Regions from separate parts of the Mus musculus genome. Here all the other regions are linked to region 4. A link is a loop called in an ENCODE intact Hi-C map of the cell type or tissue named here. Cell type or tissue: heart. All regions are shown on one strand. Region 1 has its middle 80 kb from the start of Gm24869. Region 2 has its middle 66 kb from the start of Gm52667. Region 3 overlaps Pde4b (phosphodiesterase 4B, cAMP specific). Region 4 holds the start of Gm52667 (a long non-coding RNA gene).

Evidence for each region. Hi-C counts contacts between places; a loop is a spot of excess contacts. Peaks named below come from ENCODE experiments on the same cell type or tissue, not always from the same donor. Only the 100,000 strongest peaks of a DNase experiment are listed, where the experiment ranks them.
Region 1: it touches region 4 in a loop (4-fold over the local background); 10 of 42 quality-filtered maps call a loop at or near these places.
Region 2: it touches region 4 in a loop (2.8-fold over the local background); 4 of 42 quality-filtered maps call a loop at or near these places.
Region 3: a loop joins it to region 4, with 10 times the contacts of the local background. A loop is called at or near these places in 28 of 42 quality-filtered maps.

Annotation. Positions count from the first base shown.
Region 1 is chr4:102,654,502-102,659,501 of GRCm38, reverse strand. No RefSeq gene overlaps it. Among named protein-coding and RNA genes, the nearest start is that of Gm24869, 80 kb to the left of the region's middle. In heart, a CTCF peak has its summit at 2,780 (motif pointing right); a DNase peak (open chromatin) is centred at 721.
Region 2 is chr4:102,633,374-102,638,373 of GRCm38, reverse strand. No RefSeq gene overlaps it. Among named protein-coding and RNA genes, the nearest start is that of Gm52667, 66 kb to the right of the region's middle. In heart, no CTCF peak of the experiment used is centred here; a DNase peak (open chromatin) is centred at 2,893; H3K27ac peaks cover 1,462 bases.
Region 3 is chr4:102,509,140-102,514,139 of GRCm38, reverse strand. All of the region lies in intron 5 of Pde4b (phosphodiesterase 4B, cAMP specific), which reads right to left. It overlaps Gm52668 (a long non-coding RNA gene), which reads left to right. Exons shown (of 3, transcript XR_003955083.1): 2 at 707-777; 3 at 3,813-5,000. Among named protein-coding and RNA genes, the nearest start is that of Gm52668, 3.9 kb to the left of the region's middle. In heart, no CTCF peak of the experiment used is centred here; DNase peaks (open chromatin) are centred at 2,379 and 3,079; H3K4me3 peaks cover 653 bases; H3K27ac peaks cover 1,690 bases.
Region 4 is chr4:102,567,445-102,572,444 of GRCm38, reverse strand. Pde4b (phosphodiesterase 4B, cAMP specific) reads right to left here. Exons shown (of 15, transcript NM_019840.2): 6 at 1,567-1,679. It overlaps Gm52667 (a long non-coding RNA gene), which reads left to right and starts at 3,019. Exons shown (of 3, transcript XR_003955081.1): 1 at 3,019-3,885. In heart, no CTCF peak of the experiment used is centred here; DNase peaks (open chromatin) are centred at 224, 1,964, 2,304 and 3,664; H3K4me3 peaks cover 3,962 bases; H3K27ac peaks cover 4,638 bases.

The DNA of each region.
Region 1 (5,000 bases), 87 kb before region 4:
TGACATGCCAGAGCCCACCGCTATGGACTATATTCTTTCCATGTCTCTTGCTCCCTCCAAAGGCCAGTCTAACAACTTCTACCTTTTAAACACATCCACAGATCTATATTCTTATATTTTTCTGTTGTTTGGTGAGTCCCAGGTTTCCTGGGATCTGCTGTAAAGATAAGGACATAATTCATCAAACTCAGAGTTCCGCTGTCCTCACCCTTACATTCCTCATGCAAGCTCATTGTTGAGAAGTTACCTTCTTAACCCCCACATCACTTTGTCCCTTTGCATGTGTGCAACCAGCTTCCTCTGACGGGACTCTAACAATGCTCATATTTGTTCCCTCCATCTATGCCTCTAAGTCATATATTCATACATACAATTATTGGTCCCCCTAATGTGCAGAGTATCGAGTGCACACATCAAAGTATGCACTTGGACATAATAAGTGCTTTGAGTAAAGAATGATTATAGTCTCTCTGACCCCCCCCCCTAACTTTCCTGTCCATCACTCAAAGGGAGCCGAATCAGAAGAAAAAGCCTTCTCTGAAGATCTGCCCAAAAATAACTCTCTGCAAAGGGAGCATGGTCTCCATATAATCCCTCTTTAAAATCCTACCCACAAAAGAAGATGGATTCACAAAAGAAGGCCAATGCTACATTGTTACAGGTTACATCCCAGGGCTTCTCCAAAACAGGGTTGGTTGCCCAAGAGACTTCTGCACGGCAAGGCAATCTTCAGCATTCCCACTTCCTCATCGTGCACTTGCATAACTTGTAGCTATTTCTCTGCTAGAATGCCTAAGCCCACTCTGTTTTGTAACTAGAAACCTTTTTAAAAACTTCAGTCAGGCTGGGAATTCCTTGAGTCTTATAATCCCCACACTCACATCTATAAGTCACATAATTCAGTGTCAATATATTTCATAGACTCCATCTTTGAGCCTTTGGAGGGCCCAGAGAGAGTTTATCTCATCCCTATACCACTTGAGCTTTGTGAGAGGTAGCTCCTTTAAGTTGCTTTCCAATTCTATAATTGTGTCTTCAGCTCTGCTCTCTCTGTTGGCTCATTCATTTATTTGTATTTGTAATCTATAAGTTTTATGTAGCTCTTTCTAGAATTTGCCTTGATGTTTTTATATTTTTCTTGTCTTTTTTTTTTTTTTTGCTAGTATTATCTACTCTTTTTTTTTTAATCTCTTTTACTCTTTTACACATGACTTTTGAACTCTTTATCAGGACATTCTCATATCTGTGGGTTTTGAGATTGTCCAGATTTTCATTTCTTTCTCTCTGTATTTCTTGTGTTTATTTAATTAAGCTGTTGACTACACTATTGGATCTAAGTTGTATGATCTAAAACCCTAGTTGGGTGGCAATTGCAGAGTGACATCAATACTTAGTTCCAGGCAGTCAAGCCTCCTCAGGCTCACTGATAACTCACAATGCATTAGTCTGTAACTGTCACTATTTAGTTCATAGATTTATTTTCCTTCACTCCCACAAATGCATCAATACACTAAAATCATGTCTATTATATTAACATAACTATTCATTTGATGATATTTCACCTGGAAGGTCCTATAAAATACACCCTTTTCCTCATATACCATTCTCCCAGAAGTTGATATATATATATGTGTGTGTGTGTGTGTGTGTGTGTGTACCTTTGACAAGTTAAAGGTTAAGGATTTTGATAGTCTAGAATCCTAAGGAATTTTGCCTCCATGTTCTAGAAGGGTAAGACACCTTCTAGTTCTCTAAGGCCATTCCCTCCACACTCTATTTTTCCAGTAAGAGAAACAAAGGCTAGGGATAAAATAACACTTCCATTATAAACAATGAATACTTATTCCAAATTACTTCAGCAATTGAAAAACAAAGACATGATTAGAACTTTGTACTGGAAAGCAAGACATTTTTTTTTTCTCAGTTTAATCTGGAAGTTTGTGAATTAGAGTCAGAAACACATCCAAAGGCGACATCAAAGAGGAAGCTGTCTTAACAGCTGGCTGTGTGGCCCGTACAGGTCACCCAGGGTGACAGGCAAGGGCGCCTTCTCCGCGTTTTAGGAACAAAACATAATCTCACCCATCGCAAGTGTGGTTGCCACTTAGAAAATAGAATCATAATAAAGAGGAAGTAAAGAAGTTTGGCTTATTGTCTGCTGTTCTGGACTTGGACATATGGTTTCTCTTCAGGCACCATACTTTGTGCTTTTTAATCACTGATGTTTTCTCCAACAGTATGTGGGTTATTTGCCTATAATCTTAGTATTGGGAGGTCCAGGCAGGAAGATTGCCAGGTTGAGGTCAGCTTGGGATGCATAATGAGGTCAGTGCCAGACTGAGTCACATAGCAACACCTTGATCCCCAACACTCCAAATCTGAGGATGCAGCTCAGTGAGTAGAGTGCTTGCCTTGCATGTCCATAGCTCTGGGTCTGATCTCGACTGCCAGATAAAGAAAAAAAACAAAAGAAAAATAACAACAGAAGGTAAAATGAAGAGCCAGAATTAGCACTCAGGAATTAGCTTTCTCAGACTGCTGTCAACTGGGGGTTCATCATCCAGGAAGGTTTTTCAAAGCTCTCTCCCCCCTCAAAAAATACTCACATACAGACACTAGGCTTTAAGTCTGTACGTTTTAAGACTCTGAGATGATGAGGTCACTGTGGGTCATAGAAGAAGGAAGGAGAAGAATCTGTCTTCTCGGAACTGAAGACAGAATTAAAAATAAAGACAGGACACAAGAACCATTTTTAGGTGCAATATTGCTTTTCTGCCACTGGATGGTGGTGTAAAACCACTCATGCACACAGAAACAAGGGCTTCCTTTCCGGCCTGCCAAGCAGGTTCACTTTGGTCTTAATTTTTACAAACAACCTCAGTGTGGATGCTATACAGTTTCTCCTTTCTGAGCAAAGTTAGATCCATTTTCAAAGTTTTGCAGTGACATGCCTCCTAAAGTCAGGTCCACACTGAGGTGGTTTATCAGCCCTGACACTAGGAAGACAGACGTATCTATAGAATAAGTTTTCTCGGTTTTGACCAGGGTGGTAGTATAAATTAATTATTAGAAAACAAGGAAACCAGTGACTCTCAGATTTGGGTCCATTCTTAATAAACTCATGCATGATTTTTCTTAAGTAGAAATATTCAAACTTGACTATCAACAAGCCAAGAAATCTTCAGAGACCATTCTAAGCATCAAGGTGGGATGTTAGTGGTGGCAGTGGTATGTGAGCGTGTGTCTGGATGTGTAATGAATGTGTTTTGTATGTGAGTATGGTGTGGGTGTATGGATGTCTGTGTCTCTGTGTGTGTACATGTGTTGTATATGTGTATATATGTATGGTATGCGAGTATGGTATGGGTATATGGAGGTGTGTGTGTGTTGTATATGTGTATATGTGTGTGTTATGTGAGTGTGGTGTGGAGGTGTGGGTATGTGAGTTAGTGGTTGGATGACAAGTATGTGAAAGGGGAATGAAAGCAAAACCACGTCTTTCATTTATTTTGAAATTCAGTTCTTCTATGTTGGGGTGGGGTCTGTTCTAGTTTTCTTCTTGGAAAAGTAATTGTTCATTAGAAGAAGACTTAAGCAAGCTATGCAGCTCAGTTTCCCTGCTGCCCCCTCCAGCTCTTACTTTTGTAGTTCTAAGCTCCCTAGCTACATGGCTGAATTTTTCTCTCTTGCCTGCTCACAGGCATACCATGAGGCTGTGGGGTTCCAGACCAGCCTAAAATCAGCAATCTGTGGCTTCGTGCTCACCTGAAACCCTTCTTCGTTTGCTCTTTTTGGTTCTGTCTTCTTGCTGTCACTATTAACTGTGGCTTCTTGACCCAAATCAAGTCACCACGCCAGGCAAGCGCTTTTGGGGAAGGACTGGAGAGACCCAGAGATTACATGGGACTAGGTGTAATTATAGAGAAGAAAATACGGTCTTCTTACAGAGAGCAAGAGGAAGTACGCAGACAGATCCTGAATGTCAAGGCCCTTGAGTGAGAACTCACCACGCTAGGGCAGGCTGTGCACAGAGGCAGGAACAAAATGCACAGAGAAGGGGGCAGAGAGCAAGTGAGAAGATGATGGGAAACTATCAAGTATGTTCTGAGAGTTCATTATGTGCTGACTCTGGGGACATAGAGAGGTCTGTAATAAAATCTCGGGAGATGAGAGGCAAATGTATAATTGGAAGGCTACCAGTTTATCCACAACTGTTTTGAGAGTAAAAGGGATAAAATACTAGGACAAGTCGGAAGAAGCCTAATGCTGGCTGGTTTGAAAGGCTTCCTGGAGGTGCTGACACCACCCAGAGACTAAAGTCACGTTTGTTTGTTGCCTGAAAGTGCTTATGACACATCAAGGGCCCATTTTCACCACTCACCTTTACCTCTAGACCTATAACCTAGGTTTGGTTATAGTATTAGACCTACAACCAGACCTAGAGCTCACTGGGACCCTAGAAGTAAGGAACAGAGTGCAACCAATGAGGAGATGCATTATACCCTTAAAGAACTTGACTTTTTTAATTCACACAAACAGACATGTGGAGAATATTTGTGGGAATGAGTATCAAGCACGTGGGAGGATGATGGAAGAAACACAGGCTGGATCAGTTTGTTGATACATGAGCAGTGAGCAGAGAGTTCCAGTTTTACTGATGCAGCAGACATAGTTTTAAAAGGGGCTAAGAGTTTATATGTTTGACTTAAAGACTGCATCAAAAGACGGGTACTATGAAAGAATTGAGCATGACTGACATGTCTTGGCTTAAGGTTGATCATGGGATTCAAAGGCTCAGAAACGATAGAATGATGGACAGGATTTGCTATTTGAAGCCTATTTTCCACAGTACGAGGGCCCAAAAGATGTCTTGTTGATAAAAGGATAGAAAACAGATTTGTGGGCTGGGAGACAGGTCACTCAGGAAAGCACTTAGCATGGAAGCATTCATTGTTTAATCACCGGAAACTATATTTATGTGTGCCACGGCATGCAACTTA
Region 2 (5,000 bases), 66 kb before region 4:
CTATAATTGCCTTCTGGTCTCAAATAAAAATCTAAAAACCCTCTGTACAAATTATTGTCTCTTGGAAAAAATTCCAAAACTCTCAGAACTGTCCTGAAATCTGGCTTTGAATTTGTGCATGGCTCTGCCTTCAGGTACTCACTGCCTCCTTGGAGGGTGTGGACGAATCTCACCTTGTTAGGGCAAGATTTACCTCAGCCTCGATGTAAAGACGGCCTACAGGGGGTGTGAGGGAGGAGGCACTAATACAGCAGAAGGATGGGTGTGATTCTTTGATTCCTTTATCTTCATTCCGTGTGCTTCACGTTAATGCTTAGGACAGCCACTGAATTCCAAAGACACACTAAGGACAGTGTGAATGGAATGCTGGTCTCCTTCAAATACCAGCACCATCCATAGGGTTATTAGACATAAGTCAAACCCCTTAAGCTTCCTGGACCCTCAGCTAGGCCTGTGTTAAGTGGGGGCTATTTGTTATTGTGAGTTTCATGAAGCCCGAAGGAGAGACTGCATGGGAAAGATTCTTTTCTTTTTTTCCAGTGGGACTTGTATTTCACTTCAAGGAAGGAAGCTGGCACTCAGCTCAGGGCTCTGTTTCATGTTAATCAGCTTTGTGTCCTCAAATTCTGGCCTACTGCCTGGGTTACTAGAGCTCAGCAAATGTTTATTGATGAAGAAATGACAGAGGGTTGTAATCACTTTGCCTGGAATTTCTTTGATATTTGATTCCAAGAATTGGAAATTACATCTGAAGTCATCTGTTCCATGCCTCTACAACTGGCCATACAGGAGAGGCCTTTTGGTGTGGAAAGACTGCTGCTCTAATGACCGGGTCAAAGGATGTCACTGCCGATCAACAGAGTCAACAGCACCAATGGGAGACAAGGGGGAGCAAGCCTGGCCCATCTTCAGGCGAGGCAGGCTACTTTCAACACATGCCCTTGTAAGACCCATCACTGCTAAAATCATGCTTCCATCTGTATCCTCCTGTTGGTTTATGGGATACTCCTCTTTATCCAATGCTGCTCTCCTCAACAGATACACATATTTTTTGTAAAGTCCACAGATTCCTAAACCAGGTGTTTACATTTTTATGGAAATCTATAAAATGGTTGACTTGCGCATATTTCAAACAGTTTAGAAATATAGCTCACAGCTAATGGAGCTTCCTGGGTAATTGTGAAGCTCAGAGAAGTTGCCATCAAATCTGAAGTCAAGGCTTTTTGTTAGATGGCAGTTCTAGTTTGTTCAGTCAGAGCGGCCTCAGTTGCTGCTTGGGTGGAGTAGGGGCAGAAAACTTTCCCCATGCTAGCCATCCTATGTGGGTTCATTTTAAGACTAGACTGGTCAAGTAGAGAATTATTGGTTCAGTGGAGTCTTGGCATGCAAGCAGGACACTTTCAATAATGGGCTAGAGCCTTTGTGGTTGTGCACGTCACCATAACTCACCATCTCCGATACATCTGTAAAGTGAGAATAGAAATGACTTGCTTCCCATTTCATGATCCAAATTAGTCCCTTGAAAACCTTTCAAACGATAACATATATCCTGTTTGAAGGGAATTTATAAATCAAATATATGATTTTAAGCTCCAGCGTCTGCCCATGCCAACAATGTACTCAGGCATCCACTGAGTTTTCTAGGGTCTTCAGAGCACTGTTTACTCTAAAGAAGGTAGTGATTCCAAATGGCAAGCTGCTTCTTCTAGCCTATAATAATCCCAGGTCACCTGGATTGTTCTGTCTACTACTAACTAATATATGCTATGTTATCAGCAAAGCTAGTGGCGTATCAATGCTATTGGAGTTGTACTGAAGGCCAGCGGAGGGGCTGGAAGAAGATATCGAAGCCTGGTTTGGGATACAGGTTGTGAGATGGTTTTGTCTCTCAGGAGAACTATAAGTGATGTGCTTGGTTAGAAACTCTGATAGAAGCAGCTGAGGAAAGGAGTGAGATTGGCATCACAGGTCATTTTGGTAGGGACAGGGCAGTCCCAAACATACTACAAACATCCCTGGGTGGGCCGGAACTCTAAGTCTACACACTGATACTGTCTACGTGAGCCCCTGAACTCTCTGCATGGTATATGATTGACTCTTTGGAATGTGACCAGAGCACGGCCTCTCACTCGTTCTCAAAAGATAAGAGAGGGGAAGCAAGGATAGTGAGTGGGTGGTGTTGACATACTGCCTTCCTCGTGTGGTCAGATGGGCTAGTAGAATGGTTAGGGGATGTTATATTTTTTTGCAGGAAAGACGTGGCATTATCTCAGAACCATCTGGTGGCAGTAGGAATGAGAAGGGACAGGAGGTTGTGAGCGGTGGTCACGTAGCCTTGTATTGCTGTTTGCAAACACCAACAATCGAGTCATTTCCTGCCAGAAGGTCAGGGGATAACTCAGTCTCAGGGAAAGAATAGAGCACTGGTGAGTGAGGGCAAGATCCTGCAGAGGCTGGAGGGGGTCTTCTGTCGAGAAAACTTGGAGACATGGAGATGAGTGAAACATCTTAGAATGTGGGCAAAATCTCTGAGTGTGTTGAATTTACATAGTCTTCCAATTAGATCTTTCCACAGGAGACAGATGTGAATTCATCTGAGTTGGTGGTGCGCGTCAGGGTCCGATGACATTGGTGACTCCCGTGGCTGCTGTTCCACCCAGACCTCTTGTTATATCCACTGTAACTATGATTGCAGGTTTGGAATAGCCTGCAATTTTAAGGTATTGAGATAGTTCACATAAAATACAGATTTGTGGCTACTCTTCAAGCAAGGAAGGGGCCATTTGGGTTGATGCTCTCATGTAACAACATCCGGCTGCGGCTGAGCAGCTGCTGTTTCCAGAAGCAACCACGTTCTGCTGGCCCACATTCCTCACTGACCACTTCACTCAGAGTTTCCGTGAGCCCCGTGTTTGTAGCTGCTTATCCACAACACAACCGCCGAGAAGGCTGCATGGCACTCACGTGTCCCAGACACAGCTTTCTCCCTGAACATTCCTACAGAGTGCTGGCAGCACGTAGGACCTTAATACATATTTGTTTAATAACAGAGAGGGAGGGAACATAGCTCTGTCAATGCAGGGCAGATCTGTGTTTAAACCTAAGCTGTTTGATCATGGGGGGAAGTTATTGAATTGTCTAAGCCTCTGTTTTCCTCATTCGTAAAACCAGGATAAAAACTCTCATCCTCTAGGGCTGTCTAAGAGAATATACACACACAGCCAGCACATAGTGGGCCCCCAATATATTGAATGCCTGAAATCATATTTATTCAAAGGACTGTATTCTATGGAACTTTGGTTGGAATAAAGTAAAAATTCATTTTTTTTTTAATCAAGCCAACAAGAGAATTGTGGAGAGCTAGAAAGGAATCTCACACTGTGGTAGAAAAAACCATTGCCTTGAAGTAAGGGCTGGGTGGGCAGAGACTGATGCCTTCCCCTGAGAGCAGCAGCATAATTCACAACCATAGAGAGAAAGCTGTTGGGAAACAGTCTTTAGGTTGGATTGACCTTAGAGACAAACACATCTTATACGTATTAAACACTTTTCTAGGCTTCTGAACATATCAGGGACCTTGATTTCTTCATCAGAAAAGGAAGATGATAATACCTATGGTGGGGGGGGGGGGGTTCTGTCTGATGACATACAAATCCATGCAACATGCTGGACACATTGGCCGGACAATGAATGCTCAGTAAGAGGTGCATGAATTTCTAAGAGAGGGGGAAGCATTGAAGGTCGCTGTCCTGAGCACATGACCCTTTGTTCTGTCACCTTAGTGAACAGCTCCTGGGCATCTGCTTTCTTTTCGGTTCCATTTAGGATTCTAAAATCCTTTCAGGATTATCAGTGTTGGCTGCTGACAGCCCATCACCAAATTCCTCTCTTGGACCCCATTGGAGAGGAGTTAGGGGAAGGAGCTGAAGGGGTTTGCAACCCCACAGGAAGAACAACAATATCAACCAACCAGACCCCCCCCAAAAAAGCTCCCAGGGACTAAACCACCAACCAAAGAGTACACATGGAGGGACCCATGGCTCTAGCTGCGTATGTAGTGGTGGATGGCCTTATCTAGCATCAATTGGTCCTGTGGAGACTTGATGCTCCAACACAAGAAAACGCTATGGTGGTGAGATGGGGGTGAGTGGGTGGGGGAGCTCCCTTATAGAAGCAGGGGTGATGGGGGAGGAGGTAGGGAGTTTAACTGGAAAGGGGGTTAACATTTGAAATGTACATAAATAAAATTACTAATAAAAAAGAATGTTTAAGAAAAAAGAATTCCCCTCTCTCAGCTAAGTAACAAAGGGGGCTCAAGGTGAGATGCATGGATCTCTCCAGAGAGAAGTAGAATAGAAGGACTGAGGTGACTGGGGAGAGGAACAGGATGGTCTAGGCTGGGTGGGGGTTGGAGGTGGAGGAAGAGCATACTGGGAGAAACCCCTGGAATTGGGGGACATTTGAGGGGCAATATAGAAACTTAATGCAGAGGAAACTCCCTGGAAACTACAAGAGTGACCCAAGTAAAGTAGCCTTGTAATGGTAGATGTAGAGCCTGAACCAGCCATGTTTTATAACTGGGAAAGACAGTGGGACTGGGACATCATCAACCCAGCCACAAAACCTTCTACCTTCTATGTCCTGCCTAAAAGATGAGCTGGGGTAATGGTGGCACCACTGAGCTTGTGGGAGTGACCAACCAATGACTGGTCCAACTTGAGGCCCACACCATGAGAGTGAGCCCACATCTGACACAGCATGGATTGCCAGGAACCAGGGGCTGGGCAATCCTGAGACCCAGGGATAGAACCAAATGGGTAAAAAAGTCAATGAAATGATTCCTAATAAGCCTCTGCTATACTCACAGATGGGTGCCTAGCCCAATTGTCGTCAGAGAGGCTTCATCCAATTGTCCAGCAACTGATGGGAGCAGGTGCAGTGACTCACAGCCAAACACTAGACAAAACCAGGGAACCTCGCCGAATAGGAGGAGGAAGGAG
Region 3 (5,000 bases), 58 kb after region 4:
GTGATAGCACAGCATCCAATCTCACAACCCAGAGGGTGACTAAGGAACGTAGGGGCAGTTAGTTCATAAGGCATGGATCTGCAGAGTGAGCCGACTCACCCCAGCCAGAGGGATCGGGATGCAATGTCATCAAGACACTCAAAGGCCATGTGACTGTAAGCTTATGAATTTCCCTCTCTGTGGGATTTTCACTTTATTACTTTTGGACCAGGTTGACTAAAGATAATTGAAATCTTTAAAAAACTGAAACTGAAGATAAGGGGCACGGGGAAGGGGTATATCATATTACCATGGAGGAGAAGTCAACCTGAAAGTTCCATGGTGCTTTCTGTTCTGGTTCCCTGCTGATACCAGAAGTCCTGGATTCTTAGCTCTCCCATTCTGACCATCTGCAACGCACTAGGCCACACGAGGCACGCTGAGGTCATGTGATGCATGCTCTAGAAAGCCAATTGCAGTTTTCTCATTGTTTTGCCTGTGTCAAGTCACTTAATCCATATAAGTAGCTTATAGGGCATGTGCACTCTTTGCATACTAATTAGCAAGTGAAGCAACTGAGACTAGGAGAGATTAAGTAATTTGTCCCAAGGTCACAAGGTAGTCAGAGCTAGAATTTGGAACGGGTAGTCTAGCTCAGTCATAACCAACATGGCCTTTCTTATTTACTCTGAGAATTTACTCTACAATAACAATAATATTTCTCCAGATAAGAAACCAAAGTTTTGGAGAATAATTTACTGGAGAGACTGATCCAGATTCCGAACTCAGTCCATCTTGGTAAGTTATTAAGTACCCATTCTGTAGCCCTGTGGTGGGTACTGAGAGAATGTTATCGTTTATTATGATAAGCTGCATGTATTTAGTCATTTTGCTTCTTTCTATTTCTTATAACTTTGTTACTTCATGCTGAAATGATAGCACAGGCTTCACTTCACGTGCTTTGAGCGTCACATGCCATCAAGGTTAGCCAGGGATTTCAGCACTGTGCGCATGTTCTGAGAGTCAGCAGAGATGTAGGCAAGCCTGAACAAAGCAAAGGAAGCAGCCGAGCTCCTCCGATGTTTCGGACTCAAGCTTGGGCAATCATTCACTGCTATTTGCTCATTCCATTAGTGTTTACTGGGCATCAGTTAGGTTTTACATTCTTAGTTGGAAGCCCAAAACTAGAGGATTTGTCTATGCATTTGAGATACTCATGCTTCGGTTAGGGAAGAAAACAAGATATTTCAAGTACTATTTTTGAGATTTTGAGACACTGATTAAAAGTTTCTGAGATAATAATTGAATAGGACATTATAGGGACATAATCTGAAGATGTCAGATAAGTAGTCTCAAATGATAAAAATGTACATTCCAGATGGAAATGGATAAATCATGTGGTATTTTCTAAATATATACTATATACCAGGCCTTTTATTGAAAATACATGTTTATTTTAATCGTCACTCAAGAATTGAAGAAGCAAAAAAAACATATACAGCCCTGGGAAAAGAGTCAGTGTGGAAAGATAGGAGGCAGGAGGCTGGCATATTTATCTCACACAACCATGAATTGAGCAATGTAGGGGTAAGGCAATAAGGGAGACAAGGACACATGCACTCACGCACACATGCATGCACGCACGCATGCATGCATGCACGCACGAATGCACATACACTCCCACACATGCACACTCACACACACCACCCAAAATCAAAACAAGACAATAACAAAACAATCAATAATGGGGCTTAGAAGAAGCATGCTAGATCAGAAAGAAGGTTGGGTCAGAACGTGCAAACACTGTGGACAACAAACCACGTTGGAAGATGACCATAATGTTTTGGGTACAGGAAAACAAAGTCCTTTATGCCGGGAGAGAAGAAAAGACTAGAAAGAAGTGGTTAAAGGAGCTGGCTGTCCTGGCAATGAGAGAGAAATGGATGAAGACGGTGCAGTTTTGGTTCTCCCAAGCCAGGAACTGCAGAACAAGGGAACAGAGCAGGGAGGACATGGAACCTGGGTCTCCACGTAACTCAAGAAGGGTTACCAAAAGTTTCAAGTGTCTAGCATTTCTATACACCCCAGTGATAAATAAAGGAAGGGAACCATCCATGGACTGGAGGGGCAAGGACTGTAGTAAGAAGTAAGTTTTATAGCCTGCATGGTAGATGAAGGGAGCCAGATCTGAAGAGATGATGAAGGTAGCTTTCTGGCTCTGAGCCTCAGTGGTAGAAAAGTCCAGGTGTGGAGCGAGTCCTTGGCAGACATTCCAGCTGCAGCTCAGGTAAACAGAGCCTGCAGGCATTCCCAGGAAGAGGCAGCTGTGTCCCGAAGGGCTTTTCTCCGACAGGCCTGGAAGCTGCTACGTGATCGGGCTTGAGGCGGGCAGCAGCTGGGGTTTGGGAGGACACAGGCACGTGGATAGCCTCCTGTGGGTACACTGCTGCAGATGAGACAGCCCTGAGAACCAGTTTGTCTTCCTGGCTTCCTCCTCCACCCTTCGCTACAGAGGCTCAGTGCCACAGCCCGAAACAGCTGCAGAAAGATTGATTCAGAGATGAGGGCTACAGCTTTGAGCCGTGCAGAGGCAGCAGAAAAGGCAATCTGTGTGCCTCTTTGAAGGACGCTGTTTGTTTAAGGATCCAAACGTCAAACAACTTCAGTAGCAGACAACAGTGATTTGGCTAGAACAATGTATGCCCCTGAATTAACATCAAGATGGGCTGAACAGAGCAAACTAGAGACTCCTTTTTTTCAAAGTTCAGTATCTTCCTCTATGGTCTCAATTACAGGAGATCCATTTGTGCACAAAACATTTAGGCAATAATATCTGGGTGTCTTTTGGAGTCTACTGTAACCAAAGAGAAAGAAAGGCCGGAACAAAATGCAAAGGGCAAAAAGAAACTGTTTGGAGACAGTCGGCTACAGTGTAAACTTTTCGTTCTCTCTCATAGCAAAACCTGATGGCTGTCTTTGAAAAAAAAAAAAAAAAGTGTCTGTATCTAGGTCCCTGGCAGTGATTTGCCTCTGGGAGGGCCAGCAATCTATTTAATGACTCCATTGACGTCAATGGCATAACTGAAATACTTACTAACATGCATGATTCCAGCTTTCAGGGGGAGGGGGTGGACAGTGTCTCTCAGCAGCGCGAAAACACGATGTGGAGTCTGTGAGGAACGGACTTGGCTCTTTCTGCAAATGCTAAGGGACTAGATGCTGCTGGTCCCCCAGGTCCTGATTAATATGAGGAAAAAAAACTTTTCCTGCTAAATGAAGAAATTAATTCTGAACAAGGGAACGTGGCCACTAATAAGCAAGACCTTATTTTTAGCTGTGTTTGCTCAAGGGAACAGTTTTTACCATTCTCACTTTAGCTGCCTTACTAATGATTTTGCAGTTAGCCATCCTTAAATTTAGACATATATGAAATCATTGCAAATCATTGCAGGCAGTTCAGCGTCCATGTTCTGGGGTAAATGTTTATAGGATGGCTATTTTAGACAAAACAGGCTCTTTCAAACCATTTGGGGCACTATCTTGAGAATTTCCCAGCTTTTCTGGTATAGTTCTATTTTATGACTTCTATTTGTATATAAAGGCTCTTTATATATGGGTGTAACTGAGCCGATTGTCCCAGAATTCCAGGTTACACACATCATACCGAACACTGAAGAAAATGTCTGCTATTTTTATTTTTCCCCTTTTCTTTTTTGTAATTTCCTTCGGGACCTCCTTTGTCCTGAGTGGCCAGGGTCTTTGATAAGATGGTTGATCTTATTTCTGTTTGCCCGTGTGTTGTAATCCTGCCTGACTGTTCTTGCTTAATGCAGAAACGAAGTAAAGGTTCAGCTTGTGCTGGCCTCCCTCTCCAGTCATCTGCCACGGATCAGTTTTCAAGCCTGAGCCATGGTCCTCAGAGAGACCTCTGCCCATATACAGCCGTCCCGCTCACATCCCAGGCCTGGCAGTTCTAGCAAAGCCTTGACTTTTCTGAGCTGTTCAGGGTCAGAGACCATGTACTGAGCCCCTGTTCTATTTCTTGAGCAAAATGTGCATCTGGCACATCTACTTGAATCTCAGAAATAGTCAAAGCTAAGTGAAGATGAGTGAGGAGTCATGTGGAGAAACAGGCTTCCTGAAAGGAGGTCTCTTCTACTCTTCATCAGTTGTATCATCATTCCTTCCAGAGTGGCCCTGAAGTGATGCTAGAAGACATGGCCTCCCTGGAGCTTGGGAAAAACCTTAATTAAGGCTGCTGTTGAGATAGGTCAGCACATTTTGTGCTTTACTGGAAGACTTCTGCTTCCTCATCCTATTTCTCCAAATACATTCTTTCCTTGAAATATATTTTAATTGACTCATGTTGGAAATCACTACAGTTAATGCTACAGACACCCAAGCTGTAGTCTGCGGTAGTCTGGCTTGGAGATCTCCGGGCAGCTCTTCAGATATCTCATCGACATGGTTGGCTGCCATTTTGGATGATCCATGAACTTCTGGGTTACTTTAAAAACAGCTCTATTACAAGTGGTGATAGTCATGATTTGCACCAATGGCTCTTAGTAAATTTTAGATGAAATAGTATGATAGAATACCCTACTCCACACGTTATTCTGGCTGCCACAAAATTCTATACTTGATGTATATATTGTTGTAAATTAAGTCATTTATGAGACTCAGAGGTGAGAGTTTCTAAAAAAAAATATGTTTCTAATCTTTTTGTGTAGGAAAAAAAATTCCTTCTGCAAACGCAGTGATCACCTAGCGATTTATTTTCTTAGTAGGTTCTCTCATGACATAGTCAAAAAAAGCGTAAATGAGATATATGCCCGAGCACAGGAATAAGGGTATGGGGAAAGCCTGGCAGTGGTTACATAACCGCACATATGTATACAAGTTGATTTGTTTCAATTATTTGATTTGGTTTTTCCTTTGGGAAATCTTGAGTTTTCAGTCTTCCATGTTGAATATGTCCAGGTGAAAGAATTCAAGTTCCTGCCTTGTTTTAGACTTAATTT
Region 4 (5,000 bases):
CAGGTTGCATCAAATATCACAAAATAAGGGACCACACAACAGCTGCTGACGCTGTGAGGCAGGCAAAGCCACTGCAGAATATTCTCTGTAAATCCCAGAGTGATTTGGAGAAGTTACGCAGTGAAGCCCCCAACATGGGGAAGCGGCTGGGTGTTACATCAACCTGGAAAGTCCCAGCTTGAGAGAAGTCAGAAAATATTAGTTAAAACCCCAGGGCGGCTTCTCTCTTTACTCCCCACCGAGGTGAACTCTGAGCTAACATTTTAGAGCGGGCTCACTTCTGCTCTGTTACTGATCAGTCCATGAGAGAGTTTCAGAGTAAGAAGGACCCTACTGCCACCATACACACACCAGCATCTAAGGATGCCCTGTTTCCTCTGTCATGGTGCTTTGAAGAGGAGCCAGCAAGCTCTGTTCCAAAGAGATGCTTTTCCCCCAGGAAAGAAGGGAGGAAAAGTTCAATCAGGAATGCACCTTGGGCTGACAGGGTAGGTGGGGTACAAAGCCTCTTCCAGCCTCAGAAATGTAGGACAATAGGACAATACCTTAAGCTTGAGTTGTAGGGAGCTTTGAAGGTATACTCAGAGGGGTGCAGTAGAAGCAAGCCTTTCCCTTCAAGTACACCTATGTAGATGTAGATAAATATATAACTGCACAATTTCTACCACACACACACAGAGACACACACAGACACACACCCCTGCACACAGACACACATACACTTGTACACCCTTCTACACACACACACACACACACACACACACACACACACACACACACACACATCCATACAGTTAAAATCTGCATGAAAACGTGTAAACAAGCAGAAAACAACTAGCAACAACCCTCACTATATAAATTAGCACTCTGTCCAGATGTTAATTAAACAAATGGGATAATGATAGATAATTAAAGCTCCCCAAAACCAAGTTTGCTTTTGTTTTTCTGAATATTGTAAATAAAATCAGGGTGGTGTTTTTTTTTCTTTTTTCTTTCTTTAGTATAGGTGTATTTTAGTTTTAAATGATTTTCACCTTTAAAATTAGGAAAAACAAAACCCAACTTCCTGTGGTAGAAGAACAAGTATATTGTATCCTTCTTTCTTCTTTTTCTAAGTCTCAGACCATGTCAGCATCACAAAGGACGTGTTATAAACCCCCAAATGCCCTTATTCCCAGCAAGAAATTGTCAGACTTGAAGGAAATTTGTGTTCTCATTTAAAAAAAAAAAAAGCGATGGATCTACTTTCTCGTCAAACACGTGTCTACTGAACGGATTAAACTGTGGCAAGACTCAGACAGACTTTAGTTTTCTACAAACCATTATATATTTTAAAAGGCACTTACATTCGTAAAACGATCTGGAAGCAACGCAGATACCTCTAACTTATATTCGATAACGCACAAATTCGGAAACGTGTTTCTGGGCATTAACACCGACTAAGAAATTTCAGCTTACTGTGGTAGCAAGGTACGAGCAAAGAAAGTGCTGCCGCACTTCGACCAAGTCAACAGACAGGCTGCTGCCTGGCGCTCCAGTTGTAGTTAGTGAAAGAGGTGTCCTTACCTTGTTTGAAGCCATCTCGCTGACAGAGCGGTAGGTCTGGATGGTCTCTAGCTGGTCTAGGCACCAGTCTAGTTCCTCCAGCGTCTCCATTGCTAGTTTCTGATATGATTCTTCTGGAAACAAACACACAGACAGGTAGTTAGGCTGCAGTGGCTGCAGGCTGGCCATAGCCGAGTCTCCTCCACCTCGGCTGCTCGCGGCGCCACTGACGGTGCCCCCTTGCTCCTTCATTGTTTGCTTGCCGACTCCTTGCTTCCAAGCTCTTTCTGGTGCTCTGCCCGGGACAGGGGGGTGGGGTGGCGGGTGCCAAGTTTTCACCCCCTCGCCGGGATGAGGTGTCAGTGATCTACCAAGAAACTTCCTCAGAGGAAGAAGGCGGGAACCTGCGCCCAGACGCTCATCTGCATAACTGTGCCCTAAAACTCAGGGCAGAGCAGAGTTTTCTCAGGCTACTTCTGCCTTAGTCATGCCAGGGCTCTGTGGGGTGTGTGATGTCATTTCTGAGTGTTTGCAGTCCTGAGGAGAAATGAGGGAGGCTTTCCCCCTCTTTGCTTTTCTTCTAAATGAAACCTGCTCGCTACGGCCATGTGGGGGCAAATGTTGGGCTGTGCTGTTCTCAGGCAGGACAGTCATTCATTCTGGGGAAAAATGCTTCAGGTGGGTCACTGTGAACTCTCAGCAGCACTGACCCGGACAAGCCCGAGGCATAGACTTCTCTCCCTTAACCTAGAGGTAAAATGAGGTCTCCCATGATAAGACTCCAGTCTAGAGAAGCTGTCTGGAGTTTTACGTGAACATGTTTATTGGCCTGGGAGTCTTGTGGCTCTTGTTATAATAAACAAAGCCAAGACTTCCCTTCTGGTCGTGCCAGGGTCACAGGGAAACTCTGAACTGGACTTTCAGGTGGAGCCAGATGTCAGGCTTTGCACTGATGCTAGGGGGTCTCCTTTATTTATTGCTTTCTGGGAAATTCTCAAAGTGTTCCATACAAAACAAAACTCCCACAAAAACCAACCAAATGAATAAACAAACAAACAAACAAACAAACACCCCCCCCCAAAAAAAACCCAGTGCATTCAAGATCATATATCTAGCTGTGATTGGAAAGCTATTTTTCACTTCTCAGGACAAGTCACTCCATAGCCAACCGTTTGTGGGTCTCAATAAATACCTCAGGGTATTGACTTAAGACCTAGGTTAATAAACACTGAATTCATGTTATAATTTTAAGTGAATTAATGAAGCTTCAGATATATAAAGCGGGCAGATTCCCCACATAGGCTGAGGAATAGCAGCTAATTACCACACATTCCAGAACACAAGCATACAACAGCCACTGATAAGATATAGCAGTCCTGCGGGCTTTAGCATGCTTATTCGGTGGTTTCAACCGTGTTTACAGAGAGGCCTCAGTGAAACCACACAGCCTTTCTTATCAGACGAAGACTTTTGTGTGTGTGGCATCAAATACCTGACACAGAAAGAGGAAGAAATGAAGTGGGATTCCAGGGAAACAGAAAGGCCTGTCCACGGATGCACACTTTACAGAATCAGGACTTTGTTTATCCCTGCAGTATGCACACACTTCAGGGTAAAAGAGGGGTTAAAAACTCAACATCCTGTATGTCAAACTTGAAAACCCACAGAAACCCCGGAGGTGGCTTCCTCCGCCTTCTTTTCCACGCTCCTCAATGCATAAACATGAATTTAGGTGTTTTCAATAAAACTCATTTCAAGCCAGGCTTGCACATACCTTGCCTCTCTTCCTCTTCACCTTTGTAACGCTGTCTCAACTCCAAGATTCTTCTCTCTCTCTCTCTCTCTCTCTCTCTCTCTCTCTCTCTCTCTCTCTCTCTCTCTCTCTCCTAGAGCACCCTTCCTCCCCTGTTTCCTAAGAACACTTCTTCAAGAAAGCTTTGCCTGAAGGGACAGGGCCTTCCCACCCTACTCCCTGCCTCTAATAAAAGAAAAAGTCCAACCACTTCCCAGCCTGCTTGGGCTTCACTGCCTTGGTGCCTTTTGCCATCACCACCTGCAGCCTCTGTAACTGGGACCAGACTTTCAGCCGGCCAGCCAGAAGGGGAGGAGTTTGCTCAAAGCTGTTGGAATCAGCAGATATGCAAAATGACTGTAAGATAAAACAGCACGGGGCGCATTTCTCCACGAAGTGGAAGAAGGGATCTGATTTCCACTCCAGCTTTGCACAGGAATTAGAGAATCCTACCAGCAGAAGCACTTCAAAATGCCAGCCTCTTCAGAGCTATACCACAGTACCTGGTCTCTGCAAGCGGGGTGTGTGCAGTGTTGGTACTGTGGTAGGTAGGTGCATCCTTGGGTGTTTGTGCCTGGATAACAGACCCTGTATCTTTGTCTTTTTCTCTTCGGGGCCCAGGCCAACCACAATATTTTTTTAAGCAGACTGCTCCATTTAAAAATTCCATTGAATTGGTCACTTTCCAAATTCTTTTCCCCTCATAATAGCTGTTTATTGTGTATTAAAATATTTTTATTAATCCTTTTGTAATTTCACACGTTGTCTCCATACATGTATTTTCCAAATTCTCATCCTACAGTCAAGACTCCATACCCTGCTTGTCATAACTAAGGCAGAGGGCACAAATACAAGTGAGAGGGAGGGATGTCCTCACACTTGTTTCTCAAGGCTGGAACCAGCTCAGCACTAACACTTGCTCCTAAGGGTTATAACTAGCTTGGCACCAGCCTCCACCTTGTAGCTTTGGAGCCCTGGAACCATAATAGCCAGTGGTGAGACCCCAGGAGACACTCAGATGACACCTTTACAAATGGAGATTAAAAATGCCTGCCCAAGCTGTTTGCAGAGTCTTGGCACCTGGAGGCAGGGCAGCTTACAATGCAATGTGGTGAGGAAACACCATTGCTGAAGCAAGGACCAGGCAGACCAGCTTTCTCTCTGAACACTCACTGTGTGATCCTAGACTTCTATGTCCTAACTGTAAAAGGAGATATGAGTGTTCACGTTAGGAAGAGAACAGATAAGAGGCTGGGAGACCGTGCTTATGAGAGAGGCCAGTGCTCAGCAGGGAGGTGAGCAGGGAGGAGCAGCACTTAGTACTAGCAAGCAAAGAAACCCAAAGGTCCAGCGTGGACTACAAGGGTGGGAGGAGGAAGAGGAAGAGAGAGCAGAACTGTACTTTAAGCGGGAGGTTTTTCAGCAAAGATATGTAGCATTTTGCAGGGCCTGGGGCAAAATGGAAGTGTCAGGCTTCTGGGGGGGGGAAAAACAAAAAACAAAAACAGCCAAAGGGTAAAGCATGGTGTTTTCCTTCCTTCTGCATTCTCTGCCCTTCCCCTACCCTGAAGTTCTTATTTCAAAATACTGTTAGACGCACAGAAAAGTTTCAAAGATCCTAGCGTGCCTCCATTCTTGCCTCTTACTTTTCTCCTTGCTAACA